2 separate regions of the Mus musculus genome follow, and region 2 is linked to region 1. Evidence: chromatin loops called from intact Hi-C (ENCODE). Cell type or tissue: gastrocnemius. All regions are shown on one strand. Links, peaks and the distances in the headings refer to the core of each region. The heading gives the core; the rest is flanking DNA. Region 1 overlaps Rora (RAR-related orphan receptor alpha). Region 2 overlaps Rora (RAR-related orphan receptor alpha).

Region 1 (11,818 bases), core at 1,836-9,835:
ATTGTAATATAGTGTGCCAAGCTCTGTCCCAAAACTGAATGGACTTTAGTTCTACCATGAATTAAACCAGTAATGAGTACTTTCATCTCTGATTCAGACATTATCTACTAGATTTGATAGCTACTGACCACTCAAGACTCCTTTGCTTAGGATGAAATACTTACACTCTCTGGACCTCAGGATTCTCTTTGATCCATTGTTCATCACAATAGCTCCATATAGTGAGGTCTGTATGGCTCGCGTGCTAAGGACTTCACATGAGGGAACTCCTATGTCTACAGCAAACTTAATGCAGATGGCCTGAAACTTAGGTTAAGGGACTTAACTAAAGTCAAAGAGCATTGACTAATTCCAGAGCAGAGAATTAAAGCACGTCTTTGCACCAGTGTAGTTTGGGCTCTATGCCACTAAGGCCCATCCTGGCTTTCATATTGTAGCACTCCAGGGCCTTGAAGACTCATATAAAGATAGCTTGAGGGGGGGAATGGCAAGGTAGGTTGGTGGGTAAAGTCACCTACTACCAAACCAGATGACTTTGTGTGGTCCCATGGGACCCATGGGGTGGAAGGAAAGAACCAGAGACTCCTACAAGTCAGAGTGTACAAGCTTCACATGCACACAGTCACACCGAGACACACTTCATAAAGAAGTATAAAAACAATGATGATAGACGCTCCCAAACCTGCTTAAGCAGAAAAGGTTGCTGGAGTAAAAAGGGGTAGAAAGGATGAGAGTCGCCACACTGCCGAAAACACGGAAGAAACATGAGCAAAGCTTCTGAAAGCAAAATGCCATCGTCAGTGGCTCAGAGCTCATCACCCAACTATGTCAAGGTACTAGGAAGCTAAGTGCAGCCTCTCTTTCCAGACTGCACTGAGCCATCACTGTCCCTTCTCTCGGGATGGCATCGCGATGGCCATTCAGCCAATGGCTTCACACAGCAGACAGAGCCACCCAGTAAGGGTCTTCAAAGCTGCTGCATGGGAAGTCACCTCACCTTTGCAACTTTTCTACTCTATGCAGGTGTCAGCCACAGCTAGAGGAGCTGTGACTTTCACTTTAGCCAAGATGCTCCGTGGATACACACGCACGCTGGCACCCACAGTGTGCTCACTCAGAGATAGGGTGTCTTGGTTTCCTCTGCTTACACAACTGAAGCTGCCTGGGGACACTTTTATTTAGATGGCTCATCGGCCACAAACTGTTTCGTTACGTGTTGCCTGGCTCCCTTCACTTCCTGCACATTCTCTTGAGCAGATAGTTCATCTCCTTATCTCAGAGAACTATTTCCCCAAGTGTAGCCCTGGAGTTAGGAGTGTTGATACCATCGAGGCTGGTAAGCATGAAACCACCCTTTTGGTAATTGTTGGAGTGGTGCTTTTTTTCATGTTTGCTTCATGAAGAGATGATGTGGTTAGATTTGAGTGGGGCCTTGCTGAGGGTGTCATCTGTGCCTGGGGTTACCCACATCGTCACGTGGTTCACTTCTTTGTGCAGCACGATGATCTTATCTTATGGGTTGCACCTCTGCATGACACTCCAAGCTCCTTCTAGCTTTTGTGTGTGCATGCCCATGCAAATGTGGGCACTGGGCCTGTGTGGGGGGCTTACTCAAAGCAGCTGCTCACCGGTGGGTGCTTTAGTCATTAATGTATAATGGGAACTGGTCAATTGGGGGCCTCTCCAGCTGTGCTTAGAAAGTCAGGTTTACCTGACTTTTTCTCTTGAAATTTGCCTGAATTAGATATAGTTTTTCTAAGTTTCGAACGTGGTAATTCCTTTGTTCTCTCTCTATTCTGGGAACTGACCACTCAGAGTGCAAAGGTGAATACAACAGAGCAAATATCCTTAGGAGACTCTCAATATAGTAACACACACACACACACACACACACACACACACACACACACACACACACACTGGGAGGAGTGGGAAAGAAAGGTGGGAAGGGAGGGAGGAGAGATGACAAATATCTAGAATCTAATTCAGGAAGGGCCAAGGAGATACCAGGATCTGTGGGAAGACAGACTAGGACCAGAAGAGACCCTGTGAGGAGCAAGAGGCATATCAAGCCCATCTTCAAAGTCAAGAACAAGCTCACCACTTCAAAAATAGAGAAAATGTTCCCAGAAAAGGCCAGAAGAAAAGAAGCATATGAAGGCGGAACTATTTGGCTTGTTTGTATGTCCCAAATAGAGCAGCAGGCCCAGCAGCAGGCTGCACAAAGCTCACTGGCTCCTCTGGCATGGAAATTTGTGTATTTTCCTGAGGTGTGTGCTTTAAAAATTAATCCAAAGCTTAATTTGTGAGTTCATCAGAAACTCCAGAACATCCGAAGGAGATTTGGGGGAACTTTGTTCAGCCTGGCCACTGTTCCATGGTTCTGACATGTCTTTCCCTTCACGCAGCATTCAAACCTGCGAATTCTCCACCCCACGGTGTTAATCATAAATGTATCCTTGACCTCTACCCGCTGGGGAAAAAGCAAAACAAAACAAAAATACACACGTGGACAGGGTGACAGGGCCCCTCTCAAATCCCTTGAGAGACTCACAGACTCTTGACAAGGACATCTGTGGTAGAACATGGGTGGGAATGGCTGAAGCTGCAAGGTTGTGAAGGGAAAATAATTCTCTGCTTGGAGACATAGGACTACGGTCCTGACCAACCAGTCATCTCATCCATGGGGACATAAGTCTTTCTATCCTCTCATTTCCTCACATAGGGTGAGGTCCTGATGTGATGGTTAGCATCTCTGCTACTTTATCTGCATCACCCTTGCCTCTTTCATGCATGTGCACCAGGGTGAATGAGAATAAAATAAACACCTCACCTTAACATAAGAATACTGCAATTTTTGTTAAATGTGCTTTGAACAAGGTTGAAAAAAATCCTGAGGCAGTCGAATGAGCACAGTCCTTTCCCTGTCTCCTTGCAACTTAGACACAAGGAGCAGGGAGAAGAAATCAGGACCGATCTCTGAGCTGAGTTGTTCTTGGGTTTGGACATTTGGTGATCTCAACCTAGGAATGGAATTTCACGTGGGGTGCAGATAGATGAAGGGGTACATAGAGCTGGAGCTGTCACAGGAAGTGGTCGTGGACCAATGTCTCAAATGAGCAGCCAACTCAGAGGCATCCTCCTCCCAGCAAGTGCAGGGCCCACTGTTCCTGCCAGTCCTTAGGAAGAGCCCCAGCTGTGTCTTCTTTGTTCACTCCATTTCTAGCTGGGGCAGAAGGAGGGGGGCTGGATTGTCTCCTGTCCTACTTTGCTTTCTGTTGCGGTGATGAATGTCCTGACAGAAAGCAGCTGAGGGGAGAAGGGAGGGGCTTCTTTGACTTGTAGTTCCAGGTACCAGTGCACTAGTATGAGGAAATCAAGACAGGAGCTTAGAGCATCCCAGCACATCATCTCAGTCAAGCACGGAGAAAGGAGTCTACCCATGCCTCGTGCCCACTGCTGTACTCTGCCTCTTTTCTTTATCTTACACAGCTCAGGACCTAGCCTAAGGTACTGCTGAGTTCAGGGAGGGATTGTCCACCGCACTTAGCAATCAACCTCAGCCTCCACAGGCATGCCCACAGGCTAACCTGACCTGGACAATCGTCAATGGAGGTTCCCTTCTACAGTGCTATAAGTTCCGTCAAGTTGGCAGTAAGGACAGAGCAACATGCTGTCTACTATGTTCTGAGGTTTCCTAGGGCATCATCTTTCACACTGGCCAACAAGGTGGGTTTTGGAGGGGAGGCTATTCATAGCCACCCAGGCTGGATAGAAAAAGCAAGGAAGACGGCTAGTGGGTAGTGCTTTTGATGATGTGAGATCTCAGCTTCCCACTGTCTACAACTGGCTGTGTACTTCCGTAGTCACTCCCTCTCTGCAGGCCTCACTGCCCTGCCTGTGAAGTACAATTAGCCTAAACTCCCAGGACTTCTATGAAAAGCAACACCCAACCCTCCCGACCCCCTGTCATCCTAACCTGGTGTGGAGCCAGCAGTCTGTAAATAGTAGCCTCCAAGGTATCTTCTTATGTTTAATGTCTAGGAAAGTAAGTTACAGTGGAAATATAGGAGTTCCTGTCTGCCAAGCCAGACATTTGGACTTTTCTCCTCCAGCTGTAGATATTCCAGAAGGGAATGGGACCAAAGAAATTGGTGTTTGGGGAAACTGTCACCTGTCATCACTTGGAGAAACGTTGGCATAAAGATGGAATGTTGGCAAAGGAGCTGGGTCAGTGTCCAAGGCCAGTAGACTCAGGACCTGGGGAGACAGTGGAAGGAACAGGATGAAGAAAACAGACTAGTGAGGAATAAGAAGGGGGCTCCTGAGCAGTGGTTGGCTGCTCGGCTTGGCCACCACAAAGGAGGAAGGAGGAACCAAATCTGTGCTCTGGAGGCATGGCAATGGTGACATTGCCCCAGGCTGATGAAGTGTGAGGGAGAGGCAGGGCAGCACTGAATAACTCTGCTAGCTCTTGGATCTCATGTCTAAGTTGCTACTTGGTACCTTCCCTGGCTTTTCTTCCAAAGGAATGTTAGTGTTAGCTTTACCCCTGTGGTGGTATGGTAGATGTTTTATACTTTCCTTCTAAGTAGAAAAGGGCTAAGCAGGGTTAATCTAAAAATGAGTCTAGAAAATGACCTAATGGAGGAGGTTATGTTAGTCTAAAGTCCATTCATAGTTTTGGGATTAGGTCCATCCTTTGCAATCCACTCCCTTCCTAATGGAAGTCTCTCCAGAAGAGACTAGAGTTGAGTTCTTTTTTTTTTTCTTTTTAAATCCCAAAATACTTTAGAGTATTTTTCAGAGATGTTTTTAATTTTCTTTGTAATGTCAAAAGGCAAGGCAAGTGTTTCCTTCTTCAGAACCAAAACCACCTCAGAGAAAGGAGAGAGGAGAGAGGGGAGAGGGGAGAGGGGAGGGAGGAGAGGGGAGAGGGGAGAGGGGAGAGGGGAGAACACAGCACCTCACCAAGGCAAAGCCAGATAACCCACAGTTGGCTGGAGGCAGCTGTGGCTGCCACAGATCCAGCTTGTAGTCTTGATTCCTCAAGGCTTCTGAACTTGGGAGGTGGGTAAAGGCTCCATGTATCCACCTAATGTGCTCTGAGGGTCTTATGGTCACCTTGGAAGATGAGAAGTTTAAGTTGGGTCAGCTGTAGAGTGAGACTAGGGAGAGACCCAGGAGTGCAGGGCAAAGCTCCTTCTCTTGCTTGCTGTTGAACATGCTGCTGAAGCGGTACTTCACAATGCCTTGTTTCTTTGTAGGAAGCCAGCATCTCAGTTACTCCCATAGATGTCTGAGACTCAGAGGTTTTTGGCATCAAGACAACAATGATGAGATACTGACTTGTTCAGTTGGGCCCTGCCTGACTTCAAAGCAAATGGAGACAATGAAGACTACACCCCCAGCCAGCTATCTCGAGGGGCACACTATCACTTTTGGTTAACAGGGAAGCCAAGGGCAAGGCCACAGGCCAGGATGAGACATGACATGGGATGGACACATCTCTCTGTTTGTAGCAAGCATCCATGGAAGGACCAGAAGGAGGCGCTGATTCTCTTGGCTTTTGTTTCCCATGGGTTGAACTTGCAGTATCTGCTGCCAAGCCTACCTTGGTGTGTACAAGGAGGGGTGAGACTGGCAGCGTGTATGGCGTATTGATTGATATATGTGCATCCATTTGGCATGGTAATTGCCGGGGCCCCGCCTAGGAAGGAGCTTGTGTTTGCCAAACCCCATCTCGTTTCTGGAATCACCTTAATAATAGCCTGCTATTTTTTTTCTTAGTCAGTTTTTTCTGATGATGACAAATTGATAGCTATGAATATGGGCTAGGAAAGTATCAGGAATGAATTTTAGGGACAGGCACTGATAGGAAAATAGAAACAAGGGGAAAGAGCCTTTACTGATCTTCCAGAGAACCCAAGTTAGGTTCTCAGCACACATATTGGCTGGCCACAGCCACGTATAAGTTCAGCACCTGGAGTCTGATGCCCTCTTCTGGCCTCTGTGAGCACCTACACTCAGATTCACATACCCACACACAGACCACATACATATACAGAAAATAAAATACCAAAAAAACAAAAAGGCAAAACAAAAATGCTAAGATCTGCTTCTGTGACTGCTCTGTCCTGGTCTCCATCTAGAGAGCAAAGTCGGGGAAAGTTGAGGCTAGTGGTATCCTTTGAGGTCAAGGCTCAGACTTTGTGTGTGAGCATGTGGACAGAGAACCACTAATGGATTTTTCCATAAGAAAGGCTAGATTGGATTCACATTTCAGAACCATCACTCGCTACAGTGATCCTGAAATGGGCAGCTGTTGCCTTAGCTGAGGCACATAGAGGCTGACCCAGGGTGGCTTGGGTAGAAAGGCTAGAGTTGGTAGAACCGATGGGGAAATCATTAGCACATGAATCTTGGATAACTCCATGACCAATAAACACAAACCATGTTCATGTCATATCAAGACAGCCTGAGGAGAGATCTTCCCCCCACCAGATTTCCTGCTTAGATGAAATGGGGGTTGTCTTGAGCTGAGGTGAAGAGTCAGGAGCAGGTAGCGTATGCAATAGGGTTATGAGTTTGACTCTAAAGCTGGTATATCTGGAGTCCTCGCTGGACTTGTGTGAAGAAGTCTTCAGGGAGATCTTAGAGAATGAGGCCAGAACCAGAGGAGAGCTTTGCCCTGGAGACTGTGCCTAGTGCCGCAGAAAGCAGGACTGTGGGAGTCCAGGCTGTTGATCCAGGCAGCCAGTGTGGGCATCACTTTAGGGCCGGGAAGAGGAGACCATGGCACAAAGAATGACCAGGGAGGTTAGTACAGCCAGGGTCACATTCAGATCTCTTCTCATTCTGTGGTAGGGACGTGAGAGCCCACGGTGATGTTCCTCTTCTCTTGCTCCATGCTGGAAGTACTATGTTTCAGTGGGAACCATTCAGTGATCCTCCAAGCCCTGCTGGTGTTCTGGACAGGGACACCCATTTCCCATGGGTGGCATTTACACCAGTGTGTGCTGGCTAAAAGGAACATTGAAATTGTAGATGATATTTTCAGTTGGATATCATGTCTTTGGAGAAAACAAACAAGTATCTCGGCTGTGGCCATTGAAGATAACTATGAAAAACAGGCCTATCGCTTCTCATCCTCACAGTCCCATCCCTGGCCATCTTCAAAGAGAGCAGCGAGGGAGGAAGTAAGCAGTTGGTATCTCATTCTTGGTGTTGCTTTTTGACCCTCATAGAACCTGAATCTTTCTGGTAAATATAGGCTAGGAAGGATAGAGTCACTGACAAAGTATGCTGGGAAGGCTAGGCTGAGTGACCGAAGATCTACCTCCCTGCCTCTGCTTCCCTAGCCTTGGAATTACAAGTGCAGTGTGGATTTTGGAAATCAGGCTCAGATCTTCTTCCACGAATGGTAAGCACTTTACAGACTGATGCATCTCTCTAGCCCTTGAAATTTTGAAAGGAAAGATGTTTTCATGTCTTTTCCCAGCCTTTAAAGGGGATTCTAATAACCCAGACTGGCCACCTACGAGGCTGGATCTGAGGGTGGTTCAGTCACGGTGACTGAACAATGTAATGTGGTTTCAGAGCGTGCAGATAAGCTTCTGAGGTGTTTGCAGTGGGAACTGGGAGACCCAGCTTCACCATCCCTGCTCATCAGTCTCGAGCAGCTATAAAAGGGGCATCAGTAACCTGAAATATCTGGTTGTCATGACTGTTAACATGTATGTAACATGCATGTAACAATGGTGTTGCCATGTAAAGCGGGTAGAGCCCATGTTGTAGGTACCAAAAGACCTCATAGTCTGGTCTCTCTGAAGACCTGGAGGTCTCTTGGAACACCGGTGATGATCTTCTAGGTTCTGTCTTTGAAACTTTCTCTGGCCCACGTGGTTTTCACTCACCCTAACTAACACCAAAGAAGATTATACGATTGACTGATAGAATACCAGCAACCTAGAGAGCTACTGCAGCAGGCCCAGGGCTATACTTTCCGTTTTTATTAAAATTCTTATTAACTTGTAGCCCAAGAGCTTTTAAGCCAAGCCTAATCTCCTTTAGGGCCCCTAAATTTGATCAGAGCAATTTGTGTGCAGGATTCTGGTCCCCCTCTGTGAGGATACTGTGGAACCAAGAGCCAGCTGATGTTATTCTGAAGTTACCTCAGGTCCTCAGCCCCTCTGGTGTGGTTTCCCTTCAGGATACTGTTTCCATCCTGTCTGTGGAGACAGTTGACTTCCACAATTATACCTCCATTCCCTAGGTTGGAAACTTTTTTTGGAAACTCTAACTTTCTGAAAATATTAAGTTCCAAGCTTTTCTACCTCAAGGATGGTGAGCATATTGGCTGCTGTTCCTGAGGAGGGGGGAGAATTCTATCAGTGAAATCGTACGCTTGTAAGGGTTCAGGGGGAGGCAGCAAGGAAGAGGGACCCAAAACATGAGGTGTTGCTCAGAGCATCGCCAGGGGGCAGCTATGTCAAAACACTATGCTGCTGTTTGCCCTAGGCAATGAAAAGATGGCCTTTCTCTGTGTCTGGGTGTTACTCTGTAGACTGGGCTCTTGCCTGAATCATACACCTGCCCCCCCCCCCAGCCCCCATGCCTTTGTTCTGAAAATGGTGCCTTCCCAAGGGCCTCAGGAAAGGGCTCGCATGCATCCTTCCATTGATAGGTGGTCTTAAGCTGAATGTCATCACCTTGGTAATCTGCTAAAAAAAAATCTAGAGCTCCTGAAAATAACAAGTCTCCTTGCAGTTTGCTGAGTAGAGGCCATTTCTTTCCTGACATAAAACACAGGTAGAGCCTTTGTGATTTCTAGTCCTGTTCCGGAAGAGACCAGGTACATGCAGAGTTGACACTAAGAAGGGTGGTGGCACTGTGCTTTAGGACTGGCCATGCATGTCTAGCACAATGGACAAATCTGATGGCCATACAGTAATTACTACCCTAGATCTTACGGTGACAGATCCTCTCTAACTTGTACCTAATTTGCATTTTGGAGATGCCCAGACAGCACCAAACTCATTGCAATTTCTTCATATTGGGTGGGGGCGTTGTATTGTCTTTTCTTGTTTATGTATTCTGCAGAATCATGAAGCTATCCCTGGCACAGTAGTGAACAAGCTAGGTGTATGTGGTGAGAGGTTAGAAAAAAATGTATGTTCCACGAAACCATTATCCTGGCTGTGGTGTTTAATGGCCCATGGCTTCTTTCATGGCATCTTACTATCACAGAATTCCAAAGGAGATATTGTCATCACTCCAGTTTATAAAGGAGGACACTGATGTTCAATGCCACCCAAGTAGCCTATGTTAGAACTTGGACTTGAATATGGACTATTTAGGTCTTACACCATATTCTCTCAACCATTCTGCCTCCCTCCCTGGATATTACAGTCTTCCCAGAGATTCGAGACTCAGGCACATGATGGGTCACACACATACAAATGTGTGCACACACACACACACACACTTGTAATAAAATATCAAATGTATACTCATGTCATCAGAATTTAGAAGGGGTCAAATTTATGATAATTAAAAAAGTAAAAAAGGTAGTGCTTGGTGGGTTTGGCACCTCAAGAGAAATTGTAGACCTATATAGCTAGAGGATAGACCTATATATCTAGAGGATAGACCTATATATAGCTAGAGGATAGACCTATATATAGCTAGAGGATAGATCTATATATAGCTAGAGGAAAGACCTATAGCTAGAGGAGAACAAAGAGAAAGACTCAGCCGTCTACAGTCAAGAAATAGAAAGACAAAGTCAGAATGGAACAGAAGGATGAAGGGCAGGGAACAGGGCAGACAGGTGAGAGGGAGGATCTAGGTAAGGATATGAACTTGAATCCGATTTCCCCACTTAATGCAACCTGGTCGATGGATGATGACTTTCGGTAGATTTCTACCCCCATAAAGATCAAAATTATGAGAACTCTCCCCTCTCCTGTACTCTTGTCTTCAGTAGAGAGATAAATGAATGAAATTAGATATATTAGGGTCCAGCTATCTCAGGATATACTGGAAACTTTAACAGCTAGTCACTTAAGCAAAACAGCAGTTAACAGACAATCATAAGTTTGAGCTGCTATGATAGCCATGCTGTGTGGGCAGGATGTGGTTCCAGCTCCCTTCTGTCATTCCTGGTCTTTACCCTCATGTATTCAAGATGGCTCATGTTCCAGGAACTAGACTAAAGAAAGAGGAAAGTAAAGAGATAGGAAAACAACATCCCATTTTTGCTCAGAACTAGGGGAATTTCCAATGTGTGAAACTTTCAATGGAAAAATCAGGAAAGTCTCTCACACACCAAATGAGTTAGGAATCAACTTTCACCTGAGTTCTAGGTGAACTGAACAATCATATATCCTATTTGTTATAACTTACTCATAGGGTCACATGTAGCTGCAAGAGAGGCTGGAAGATATAAATATATAATATGATATTTAATTTTGGCATGTGCCCACCTAAAGTCATTCTATGGAACAAAACATATTAGGCCATAACTGTTTTTTTAATAATATTCAAATCTTTGGTGAAAGAGAACATCTTTTACCATTTATGTCAGGCATAGAAGCTCTTCAAATACATTCCCAAAAGACGGGCTATGTGCATTTTCTACTACTATACTAGATGCAAGGTCTCTCTTTTCCTAGTAGGCACATCTGAGAGTATTATTTGTTTCACACAGCCTTGAATACTGTTAGTTTCATTTTGAAAAGTATCAAATAGTACAGGGATGTCTTGCGACACCCCAACTGTTGATTGCAACATACCATTATGGCCAGACATGGAAATGCAGATGTGCGTTAGCAGATTGCCAGATAGCTTTGAGTTCAAGAGTTATGTAGCTTCATCTAGAGGCTGGAGTGTCTCTCTCCCTAAATACCAAATAAGGAAGAGATAAATCTCCAGATCAGGAATTCTATATTTAAATATAGATGTGTTTGACTGTGGGCTCTAGAAAACTCCACTATAGAAAACTCGAGTAGCTGGGCCAATCTTGCCCTAATTTAACTAGCTCGTGAGAATTCCAGAAATCATTTGTAGGGGAAAATCTGCTTTGTGTCCTGGTCCCTGGAGATGTAATGTCAACAGTCCAGCTGGCGTTATCAGAAGGGATGAACTAATGGACACTGGAGGAGGCATAAGGGCATCTAGCCCTGCCCTGTAGACACGCCATTGAGCTGTGGTCCATGCTGGGGTGGCGTCTCCATACAAAACACCCCAAATCAGATAGACCACATCTACCTTGTGGATGTTCTAGTTTAAGGACAAAGATCAGATCAGGGCAGGATGAGACCCAGGAGGAGAATTGAATATGGCAATGTTTGGAAACTCATCCACGAGGAGAAAACCTGAGGTGTTGTCCCTCATGCCCATGTAAATCTCGAATTTTCCATGAATCAACTAGACACTTGCCATGTGTTTCCCATCACATTTTGTGCTGTTTTCTTGTGTACCCTGGAGCTTCCAGCTTTCAGAGAATAAACATTCCAGAGGCATTAGTCTGCTCATGTGAATTTCAGAGCTCTGAGGAGGGAAAAGATGGGGATGAGATACACTCATCCAGGAGACGGCTTTACTCGCCTGGAAGGATGTATCAAATCATGAAGGCTTTCCGTTGGCCTCAGCCACTGAGACGGGCGCAAAAGCCTGGGAGCTCTGGTGGCCAGCCAGTGGTTGGGGAGGTATGAAAAACAATATATTTGCACCAATTAAGAAGTAAAGAGCTGTAATATAGTATACACAGCCATCAGAGTAATGTTTTCAAAGATTACTTAATGACATAATAAAC
Region 2 (11,818 bases), core at 2,398-10,397, 73 kb before region 1:
TACCAGGCTGCACCTTAAGCAACATAATGGACAGTTTTCAGGGCTTCTGGTAGGCTTGTTTCCCCTGCCCTGCTTCTCTGATCTTCTTCCTAAGAGCTAACCGAAACCTTCCTCTTTACCCAACGTGGCTTCCCAAATAAATATGCAGTGTTTTGCTTTTTTACTTACCCATTGGGGAAGGAGTCCATTGCCCTGAATCAACTCTTCCTTATATTTGTATTTCAAATCGGTCTCTTTGCAGGATGATTTATTTAATCCCCATGCAAGGGATTTAAACTCTTAAAAGAATACATAGAGGAGGGGAGATGAAGGAGCTTCGCCTTCCCTCTGAGAACCAAGAACCTAGAAACTACAACAGGAAGGCAGCCATCTATTGTCTGTCAGTAAAATCAGACCAGCTGCCTGGTGATGATGAAAGACTAGATTGGCCCTGTGTTCTTAGGTGCAGCCATGTAAATGGCTTTGGGAGCAGAGGGTGTACTGCAAGACTGGTCCAGCTGTGCCATCCATCCAGTAGTGAATAGATACTCCAGGAGCAGAGCTTGGAACTTGCTGTTGTTTTAAAGACAGCTGGGCATCCATAAAGGCAGTATGTATGAGGCTAGGGGTTTCGCTTAACTGAGTGTGTTTGACTATCATACAAAAGGCCCAGCCTCATTTTAACCAGTGATGTTATGGTACACACCTGAATCTCTAGCACTCAAGAAGTGGAGGTAAATGGATCAAAAATTTAGGGTCAGTCTGGCTACACAGCAAGGCTGAGGCCGTTCTTGGATACATGAAACCCTCTCTCGAATAATGCTTATATTTCTTTATTTCATATTACACACCTAAGTGTGTTTACTGAGTGTGTGTGAGTGTGTGTGTATATATACTGCACTTACAAGCCGAGTGTGTGCAGTACTGAAGGAATCCAGAAGAGGGCGTTGGATCCCCTGGAACTGGAGTCATAGATGATTGTGCATTATCATGTGGTTGCTAGGAACTAAACCCAGGTCCTCTCCAAGAGCATCAAGTGCTCTTAACCTCTAACCCACCTCTCCAGCTCCTAAAATATTTTTTTTATGAAGAAACAAAAAGATCTTTTGTGTATATAGACTCATGATCATTGACATGACTAAAAAAACCAGGATTGAACATGGTTAGTTACTACAGTGTCACTCTTAATAGCTATTAAAAGCATCTCCGTGGGGCTGATTTGATTAATCCCTGGACAAGGGACTTAAAACCTTAAAGGAAGACAGAGAGGGGGAGTTGAAGAAGCCGGGCTTTCCCTCCGTGATGGAAATCGAGGACCTGCTCCTACAAGTTGTTCTCTGGCTTTCCAGGTACAATGTGCTCTGCGCCGCCACTCCACACACAGGTACATAAATGTAAACGGTAAAATATATTAACTACAAAAAGTATCTCCATTGGTAAATAGCTTGCATGTAAGCATGAGGCCCTGAGTCCAAGCCCTCCAGGAATCCATATAGAAAAATCCAGGCACCTTGGCCCTTGCTTATAATTGTAGTGTTGGGAGGTGGAAATGGTTAGACCCCCTGAGGCTCACTAGCCAGTTAGCCTAGCATGTTTAGTTATCTACTTACTGTTGGTAATATGTATGTGAAGTGGTAGCACAGATGGTTATCACCAACTTGTCCAATGGCAGATCAGAGTGCAGGCTGCTAAGCTACTTGCCTGGAGTTAACATTCGTATCTTAGAGACAGCTGCTGCCAAGCCTGACGGCCTGAGTTAGATCTGAGGCACCTGCAAGATGGAAGTTGAGGACCTGCTCCTACAAGTTCATCTCTGATCGTCCAGATACACGGTGGTCTGCACCTCCCCTCCACACACAAATCCACAACTGTAAAATATAAAACTAATTAATTATAATCTTTACATCTTCAGTTTAAAACATGGGGTGTAGACTGGGGATGGCTTAATGGGCAAAGCACCTGTTGCCCAAGTGTAAAAACTGGAATTTGGATCACCACAAGCTACATAAAGCTATCTACAGTATCACAAATATGTAATCCCAGTGCTCCTACCGTGAGATGGGAGGCAGAGGTATCATCTCCAGACACTTGAGGGCCAGCTAGCCTGGTGGATGCAGCAAAGAACAAGACACCCTTTCTCAAACAAACTTAAAAATGAATTCTAACCCCTGAAGGTCTCCTGATCTTCCAACACGTGCCATGAATGGATGTGCCCTCGCTCATAGACACACATACACACACCCCACACATGGAAACACACACACACACACACACACACACACACACACACACACTATAGAGCTTTCTAGAAGCCAAAAATGTTAAGATACAGTTTTCATTTCCACAGTGGTCTAGGGGAAATAGATAGGACTGAGGCTGTGGACCTCCCCATTAGTCTCAGAAGCTCAAGGACCCAGAGTGTTCGATACAACCCAGAATGTAATCATTTGCTGGTAATAACCCAGGTCTTGTTCTGCCTCATGGATCCCACTCCAGAGCCGCATCCCATGGACAGAGCCACCTCTTGCTTGCTATTGGCGTGTTGTGATGTGATGGCTACACACCACTGGGAAACACTTTCATTTTTTTCCCCTTTGCAACTCAATTATGAGGCTGAAGGGCAAACATAGATTTTTTCCACAGGAAGCTGACTCCTCTGGCTCTCTTGATGGGTAGATTCCTGCATCACCTCTGCCATGAAGGGTCAGCTGCTTTTTCAGAGACAAAAGCACCTGGACTGAAATAAAGAAGGGAAAATAAATAAATAATAAGAGCGCATTCCAGGTCGGTTCACGGAAAAGCGGGAGGCATGGTGAATCTTGGCCTTTCACCTCTGCCTGGCCAGGAGGTGCTAGGACTCTAACCAGAAGCTGGAACTCCACGTGGTGGCAAGAACTCTGAGTTAAGGCCCAGAAATCCAAGTCAGGGTTCTATTGCCCAACTTGATTGACCACCCTCACTCTTACCCTCTATTCCTCTCTCTGTCTCATGAAGAAAAGTGGCCTGGCTTCACCCAGACATCCTGATGTAGGATTAGGGATGAGCCATACAGTAAGTCCCGCTCCCCCAGCACACATGCATTGGTACCATGTGGAGAAAGAGAGGGTTACATACGTGACAGCAGACTCTGGACGATGAGCCTGCCTTGAGATGAGTGGTACGGGAAGACCTTTCCCTCTCTTTCCCAAGGAGGTTCACCATGCAGGAATAACAGTCCAGACAGACACACAAAGCTGCAAGGACAACACAACACCTACCTGGATGTATGGCTGGGATGTGGGGGAGTATGCAACCTTTCTCTGAAGCCCTGGGTTATTTGTCTATTGTAACCTTGGATCTCTCTGGGGAGAATAATAATAATAATAATAATAATAATAATAATAATATATATATATATATATATATATATATATATATATATATCACGGAGATAGCTCAGTTGGTAAGATGCTTGCCAGACAAACATGAAGTCCTGATTCCAAGCCTGAGAACCCAGGCCCTTGGTTTGTGGAGGCTTGAGATCCCAGCTTAGAGCAGTGAGCTGGGCATGGAGGGTTGAGGGATGGGAGAGCACCATCATCAAGGCGATGGGGAAGGGAGATAGGATGGAGGGTTTATGGAGGGGGAAGCAGGAAGGGGGCAACATTTGAAATGTCAATCAATAAAATAATCAATAAAAAAATAAAAGTAAAACAAACAAACAAGAAGCCAATAGTCATGGTGTGTGCGCCTGTAACCCTGGGAAATTGGAGACTTAAGGACAATGGAGCTCACTGGCCAGCAAGAGTAGCTTACTTTACAAGTTCCACATCAGTGAGAGATCCTGCCTTCCAAAAGAGGTGGATTGCACTGAGGAACAACATCCAAGATTCTTCTCGGTCTTCCACAGGCATCTACATACATGTCTACCCATATGCATCCACACACCCCTGCACACCAACATACCTATACTCCTACACGAACACGAACACACACACACACACACACACACACACACACACACACACACACCACTAGAAATAAAAATACAAAAAAATAGATTTTAAAAGAAATATTGTAAAATAATTCCCATCATCAGTACACCAGGCAGCATACTGGGTCTAATTGCCCCAGTTCTTGCTTGGCATCTGGCACAGTTTCTGGTTGGCAGAACCAAGCCTGCTCTGTGGGTAATAAGCTCGGTGCTCAGCCTGCGTTCCTGGGGGCAGTGCCGAGGGGAGAGGCCACTATGGAAATGAATATTGAATCCAAAGTGTTATAGCTGAAACCTCTGGAGAAAATTACTCCTGAAGGATGCGGGACACCAGTACAGTTGAAGAGAGGGATGGCTTTCCTGGCTTTCCCCATTTACTGTAGCTTCCCAAGGCCTATTTTTAGCAGCAATAATAGTGCCGCCTACCCCTGCACTCATTTTCCACCGATTTTAAAATTTGGTATTATCCTTATCTAGTCTCTCCAGAGGTATCTTCTCTCTCTCCATCATTAGTACTGCTGGGACTGGGGTGGATAATAGGATATTTTCTAAGAGAAAGGCATACTCAGTAATTGTATTCAGATTTAATTAGTATTGTGTTGTTGTTGTTGTTTTTCTGTGAGTTTATTCTGAGCCCAGAGAAAACATGTTCTCATGAAGGTAATATCTGAACAAGATCTCTAGATAGCCCACAACCCAACTCCCCCACACAGTCCAATGAACCTGCGTACAAAACTGAGCAGGCTTTAGAGCTGTCCCCGAGTCAGGACTAGACTTCCCCAAGGCAGACCGGAGGGAGACTCTCCTGAGAAGACATACGTGAGTTATGGAAGGAGCCCCAGGAAATACACGTAGTTATGCATGTCGGGGAGGAGGTAGGAGCTCAAGCAACTGGGCAGAGAGCAGGCAAAGGTTCAAGGTTAGAATCACGTACTCCAGAATGAAGGAGTCAGGGGAATGACTCCTGCAAGGGCCACCATATTAACTGCTGGGATGCAGTGTGGTTTCTGTCCACAGCGCTGGTCACTCAAGGTGCTGGCTCTTGAGTCCTAAACACACTGCTATAAACGGCAGTAGCTTTACAAGAACCTCTACACAAAATGGTGGGTTTGCCAACTGAAGTGCGATGTTATATGTACTGTGTGCAGTCGTGTCTTTTGGCTACCAGAAATGCTAAGTATCTAGAAAGGACACTCAAAACACCCATCTCTTATCCTCCACCCTCATTCTAGGCAGAGATGGCTTTGTTACAAACTTGACCCCCTGCAGTTTATAAGGAACCTTAAGCCCACACTTTAAGAAGAGGTTTCCATGTACGGGCATCTCTAAAGAGTTAACATATTAGCCCAGAGTGTTGGAGGACTGCAGAAGTGTCTCAGTTAGGAAACTGCTTGCCTCGAGAAGGCCTGAGGACCTGAGTCCACTCCGTAGAACAAGCTGGGTGTTTCAGCACATGTTTCTTTATGATCCTGGGAGTGGAGAGGAGGTGGACATTGGTGGATCTCTAGGGCTTGTTAGTCAACCAGCCAAGCCCAGTTGGTTAGCCCCAGATTATCGAGAGACTTGTTTCAATAAACAAGATGAAGAACTATTGTTAGAGACACCAGACATCAACCTCTGACCTTTACAGACATATATGTGTGTGTGTGTGTGTGTGTGTGTGTGTGCGCGCGCGCACGCGCGCGCACATCGAGACACACACAGAGACACATGCAAATAAATAATAAAATAAAATCTTGTTGCACAATCAAAATATTAATTCTGTTTAACCAAAGTGAAAGCTTGTGATACCCCTGCCTGTGGGAGCTGCTGAGATAGCTACCTGTCAAGCATCTGATCCTGCCAGTGCTTTCTGCTACACTTGCTGGCTATGCTGCATTCAGTCATTTGTTGTCTCTGAGATGGTCTAGTTATTCCTGACACTATCAAGGGAATAACCCGAGAGCACGAAGTGGTGAAAAAGAGACTGCAGACACAAAGTCGGGGTGGGTTACAGGGGTTTCCCAATGATAGTCATGGCCACCTCCCTGCCAGCTGGATTTCCCATGCAGATGTTTGTGTTGAGAATTTTGACATGGGCAGCACCGTCCCCAGACCCTGTTTGAAAAGTCACACCTTCAAAAAAGATCCGCGAACATGCATTTGGTTGTTGGCGCTTTGTGTTAATTACATCTGAATAGAGAGTCGGTGATAATTCACCAGACCAGTCCCTGGTAGTTAATTTTGTTCTATCCAGGGGAAAATTCTGCTGGGTCTATGAGCAGCTACGGTGCAATTAGACAGCGAGAAGGGTTTTGTCCGTTGCTATTGATTAGTATTTACTTTAAAAAGAGTAAAAGCTATTCCCTTGTGCTGCCACGGCCTAATCTGTCAAAAAGTAAAGGGCTACAAGTTTCAGAGACACATAGCAAGCATGTTCATATGTTATGAAGCCCCCCCAAAAGAGTCCAGTAAGGAAAAAAAAAAAAAAACCTCCCCAACTGATTTTAATGATGCTCAAATAAAAGGCAGAAACCACAGCCAAGATCTCATTAAAAGAAGTCTTTTTGTAGATTTGCTTATTTATTTATGAAACACCTCTGAAATATTTATAAGTGCTTCCCTGATATTTGTCTGGAAATTCATGTTACGGTTTCTTTAGTGGAAGGGGGTGCAGGAAATAGAAGGGAGACTGTGGGTTGGAAGAAAAAGGGAAATTTTATACCTTTTCCCCCAGTAGCCGGAAATGGGTGTGGGAGGTTATACCAAGATGTCACTAGGGGGTGCCCCAAGAACCAGGCAGCCGCAAACTTGCTCAGCACAGGTGACCCAACTTGCCTGGGCCTCTTCAGCAGAAGCGAGAGCCAGCCATCACCCGTGCTCTGTTTAATTTTCCTGACAGAACCGGGGCAGATCCAGGCGCACGGCGGCCTCCGTGGCTTCCTTCTCTTTTAGAGCTATTTATTAATTGAAATAATAGTTACGCTCCCCCTCGCCCCAGACCCACTTTCATCTGTTTAGCAGCCGCTTCCCACGAAACACAAAGGAGTGCAGCGATGACACGCGTGTCTTAATTAACTGTTGGATACCTTTATAGAGCAGCTGTCATAGTTCTTGGCACTTGAAAGAAAGCTCAGTGGTCCCTGCTTGGAAAACATTAAAAAAAAATCGGAAACAACACATATGTATCGGAGAAAGCTGATCTAATGAGCTGTCTGGTGCGTCTTAAGAATTGTATTTCTTTATAAGACGTATTTTTGCTTTTCTTAATTATGTGTGTGTGAGAGAGGCATTGGGTCCCCTGGAATTGGTAGTTGCAGGTGGTTGTGAGCCACCATGTGGATGCTGGGAATCAAACTCAGGTCCTCTGCAAGAGTAGCAAGTGCTTTAAACCACTGAGCCATTTCTTCAGCCCCAGCATTTCCCCCCTCAAAATCGAGGTACTTAGCATCCACCTAGCGGTACAAACTAGGGACCAGTGTTGGGGGGAAGTTCCCTGTATCACCAGGATGAAACTTAGAAGGGAAAGACTTCTACCAAAATCCAGTATATACCTGGGAAGGATAAGGGTATACATGATTTAGCCTTTGGCTTGTTACATCACATTACTGCAGATTCATCATGTCTGTCCTTTAAAGAAGGCATTGGGGCTCTGTGACTACCTGGCTGATTCCTCATGTAAAACACAAGTGTGGCCCTTCACTCATACCCAGGGTCAAAAACAGGCAAGGGCTCAGTACAATTATTAGTGAACTTGCATTGTGTTTAGGCAAATAAACTACTTCATAGATAACTGTATACACACTCAGAATAAACTCCCACACGCTGGCCAAGCCAGTGGGACAGCAGGACATTTTTCCAACAGGGCTTTGCACAGGACATTTTAACTCATTAGGAGATATTGTATTTCTCATTGCCACCTCATTTAAGTGTCTTTTACACTGAGAACTTTTAAGGATCGATCTTCTCCTATTTTGCATAATTCTAAACTCATGGTCCCTGGGAGGGTAACCACCCTTGTAATAACCATTGTGTTTCTGTTTATTCCAAATAATGTATGCCCTCCTCTGTGCCTTTGCATGGGGATGGTCTGATGAATTCGGCATTTGCCTCTTGGAAAAGGAGTTGGGGAGAATAACTCTGGACAATCAGTCTCCTGTTTCTGGGTACATTGCCCCCCTTGAGGTCAGAGTCAGCCTTGTTTTCTCTTTGGACCCTTCAGAACAAGTAAAATAAACATGAGGCCTTGGATAGATGCCTGCTGAATGTTTGTGAACTTGATTTTACTGAAATGCTCCCTCCACTGGATAAATTGAGGAAGAAAGATTGAGACAGTATCCCCTCCACACAGAGGAAGACATCCACTCCAGCACTGCTTAGGCTCATTGCGCTTTCTCTCCAAGGTCCATTCATTCTCTCTCTCTCTCTCTCTCTCTCTCTCTCTCTCTCTCACACACACACACATCTCCAACCTTATTTTTTTAGATTAATTTTTTTCAATTAGGATATATATGAAACTTGAGCCAAGAGTTGAAGCACACATGTGCCCTGAGTCAAAGCCTTCCACAGGCTGCCGTAGAAGCAAAGGAAAGGGGTTAGGGAATGTGGATCCTGTGGTAAAGTGCTTGCCTCCCATGCGTGAATCCCTGGATTTACTTGTCAGGACTGCATAAGCCAGGTGTGGTGGGTGACTCATGTCTTACCTGTGATTCCAGCACTTGGGAGGTCGAAGCAGGAGGATCAGAAGTTCAAGGTCTGTCTCAGATAAACAGCAAGTTCAAGGCCAGCGTGCACTGCATGAAATCCTATGTGGAAAAAAAAAAAACCAGAGGAGTTAAAAAAAATGAGAGAGGGGGAGAGAAGAAAGAGGAGGAGGAAGATAAAGGAGAGGAAGAGAAAATATGAAATCTTCTGTTCGGAGGTGATAGCCACTTCTTAACCCCAAATTCATTGACATCACCCATCCATGGTGGGAATATTTGCATACTTGGGACACAGAAATGACAGAGACTTTAAGTCAAGCCCCTTTCTTCTCAGGTAATCATTAAGTGTTAACTAACATAACTTTCCTTTCTCTTTCTCTCTCTGTCATAATTACTACTGACCACCAGCATGGCAGGATCTAGCATCACCATGGAAACAAGCTTCTAGACATTTCTATGAGGGAGTTTCTAGATGAGGTTAACTGAGGTGGGTGGGGCAGTGCCATTCTAAGGGCTTATCTATCCGACACTGAATAAGGACAAAGTGAGCCGAGCCCTAGTATTCCTCTGTGTTCACTGACTGCGGCTGTGGTGTGACCAGCTGCAGCTGCTGTCCTGCATTCCCCACCATGGTGGACTGTACCTTTGAACTTGGAGTCAAACAGACCCTTCCTTTTTTAGGTTCCTCTTGCCAGATATTTTGTCAGAGCAGTGAGAAAAGCAGCCCTGCCCCAGTTCCTCTTCTAGAACAAGGCTAACACTTTCTTTTCACCGTATGATACCTAGAAAATGACCCAGGATGGAGTTTTAGTGAGAAAAGGTGAAGCCTGTTCTTAGTAAAGGACAGAGAAGCCTGGCGCTTCTCTCTGCCTGCAGCTAAGTTCAGAACAGCAGACTTAGGGTCGGAGGCTCGGGTGTTGTACTATCCCCACGTGTAAAGGAGATTCCCTTCCGTGTCTGAAATAAGAGTACAAGAAGCTGAGCACAGCACAGAACCACCTGATAAGCATACAGCTATGCTGAGGTGACCTTTGCTAATCTTAAAACTGACGTGAGCAAGGACTTGTCAGAATCTCCAAAAGTCTGACCTTATCTGACTATATGACACTGTTAAGATGACTGGAGTGTGTGTGTGTGTGTGTGTGTGTGTGTGTGTGTGTGTGTGTGTGTGTGTGATATTTATAGTGCTTTGTGTTGATAAATCAATGGGTCAAGTGCTTACTATGCAAGCATAAAGACTTAAGTTTTAATGATCCCCAGCACCCATAGAAAAACCTGGGAGTAACAGTGTGTGTGTGTGTGTGTGTGTGTATGTGTGTGTGTGCGTATGTGTGTAAAACCTCAGCTCCAGGGGATCACTGAAGCTCACTGGCCATCCAGCCTAGCCAAATCAACAAGCTCCACGTGAGAGACCTGGTCTCGAAAAATAAGATGGAGATCTACTAAGGGCGATGCTAAGTGTCAGGCTCTGACATCCACGCTTCATGAGCGCATGCAGGTGCACAACAGGCATTCAAAACTCTCACACACACTTAAAAAAAATAAAAATATTTAAGGCATATTATAAACGAAAAATTATGGAAAGAATGAGTTCAAATGGCGTGCCCGAAAGTTGCTGTGATTCAGGGTTACGTCTGGGGTAGTCTCATTCATATTTCTCAAACAGTGGCATAGGAGAGTCTGACTCATTCTTGTTGATTAGTCTCCTGGTTCCCAGGCAATGAGCCCCTGTGTCTTACTGCATACTCAGAGGGGTGCCAGGAAATATTTAAACAGTGGAGGAAAACAGTGATTTGTGACATCTGTCAGACTCATGTGAACGCCTTGTTCAAGGAGCTCACAGTTCCACTACTGGAGTCCTCTACATTTAATGATGTCACAACAGTGCAAAACTGGGGTTTTGGGCAATCACTATAATGTCAAGTGTGACATCAAGAAAATCAGTATGGAATAGGAATTGAGGGTGTGGGTTTCCAATGTGATGGCAAGGTCTAAAAAGTTGTGTGGTACCCACCAGTCACATGTGTCTCACTAGAAGGTACTTGTGACTATTTAACAATAAATTGGAAGAGGAATTTCCTTTAGTTTAAATATGTCATTTTTCAAAAACCTATTAAATTGGGGGATATAAACAGTATTTTAATAAATAAAATAAATGTTTCTTTAGGATGTGTAGGTTGTAAAAACAGACAGACAAACAAACAAGAAAAACAACTGAATCATGAAGAATATCATGAATCAAAAAATCTTTTTTTAAGTTTCCCAGTAAGACAAGAAAATCAGTGTTCACTGTGGAATAAAAAGCATGAAGCAGTGTTTTGTATGTGTATCCCACTTAGGCGTGGTTTTTGTGTCAAACATGCAGTGGGCATACATGGATACATGAGGTTTTTCTGACCTAAGGGAAGAAGACAGGAATAATTTTACCATGTAGCAGATACCATGGCCATATCCTTTACATGTTTATTTCTATCAATATCTACTAAAAAAGGAGAAAACCTGTGTGGAAGTGTACATGTTTCCTGTGTGGAGTGTTGGGGGTCATATCATACGTCTGTAGTCAGTGACTCCATCTGACTCACGCAGATTAAGCCTCAGTTAGCAGCACACTGGGCCATTCTGACAGCAGTATTAAAATAGCCAGCCATGTGGCTTCAACATAAATCTAGAAGGTGTCATTCGCTGATGCTTGTGACAATCATGTGTCTTATAGACTCCTCCTTTTCCTTATCTGCCTGTGTTAACCATTTTGTGGCTGGTCTTCATAGACTTGTTAGCAGATGTGTGTGTGTGTGTGTGTGTGTGTGTGTGTGTGTGTGTGTGTGTGTATGTGTGTGTGTGTTATGAACACCTATGTGCAGTTGTATGTTCCTATGTGCACCTGTGCAGAAGCCAGATGAGATGTCTATCATTCCTGGTCTATCACTCTCTGCCTTATTCCTTGAGACAGGGTTCCCTGGCTGCATCTGAAGCTAGACTGGAGGGAGTCCTATGAGCCTCAGCCATCCTTTTGTCTTCATCCTTTTGTCTTCATCATCTGCAGCACTGGGATTATAGGTGTATGTGTGTGTGTGTGTGCACGCACGCCCATGACTGGTTTTCTGTGTGGGGACTGGGATTCAAACCCATGTCCTTATGCTTGTGCAACAAGAACTCTTCTGCATCTACTGAGAAGTCTCCTCAC

What was found. Peaks named below come from ENCODE experiments on the same cell type or tissue, not always from the same donor. Only the 100,000 strongest peaks of a DNase experiment are listed, where the experiment ranks them.
Region 2: a loop joins it to region 1, with 2.3 times the contacts of the local background. A loop is called at or near these places in 3 of 42 quality-filtered maps.

Annotation. Positions count from the first base shown.
Region 1 is chr9:69,033,313-69,045,130 of GRCm38, forward strand. The region is part of intron 1 of Rora (RAR-related orphan receptor alpha); the gene reads left to right. Among named protein-coding and RNA genes, the nearest start is that of Gm31262, 220 kb to the left of the region's middle. In gastrocnemius, for the core only: a CTCF peak has its summit at 5,993 (motif pointing left); no DNase peak of the experiment used is centred there; H3K27ac peaks cover 2,419 bases.
Region 2 is chr9:68,959,956-68,971,773 of GRCm38, forward strand. The region is part of intron 1 of Rora (RAR-related orphan receptor alpha); the gene reads left to right. Among named protein-coding and RNA genes, the nearest start is that of Gm31262, 140 kb to the left of the region's middle. In gastrocnemius, for the core only: a CTCF peak has its summit at 6,698 (motif pointing right); DNase peaks (open chromatin) are centred at 4,131 and 6,775; H3K27ac peaks cover 473 bases.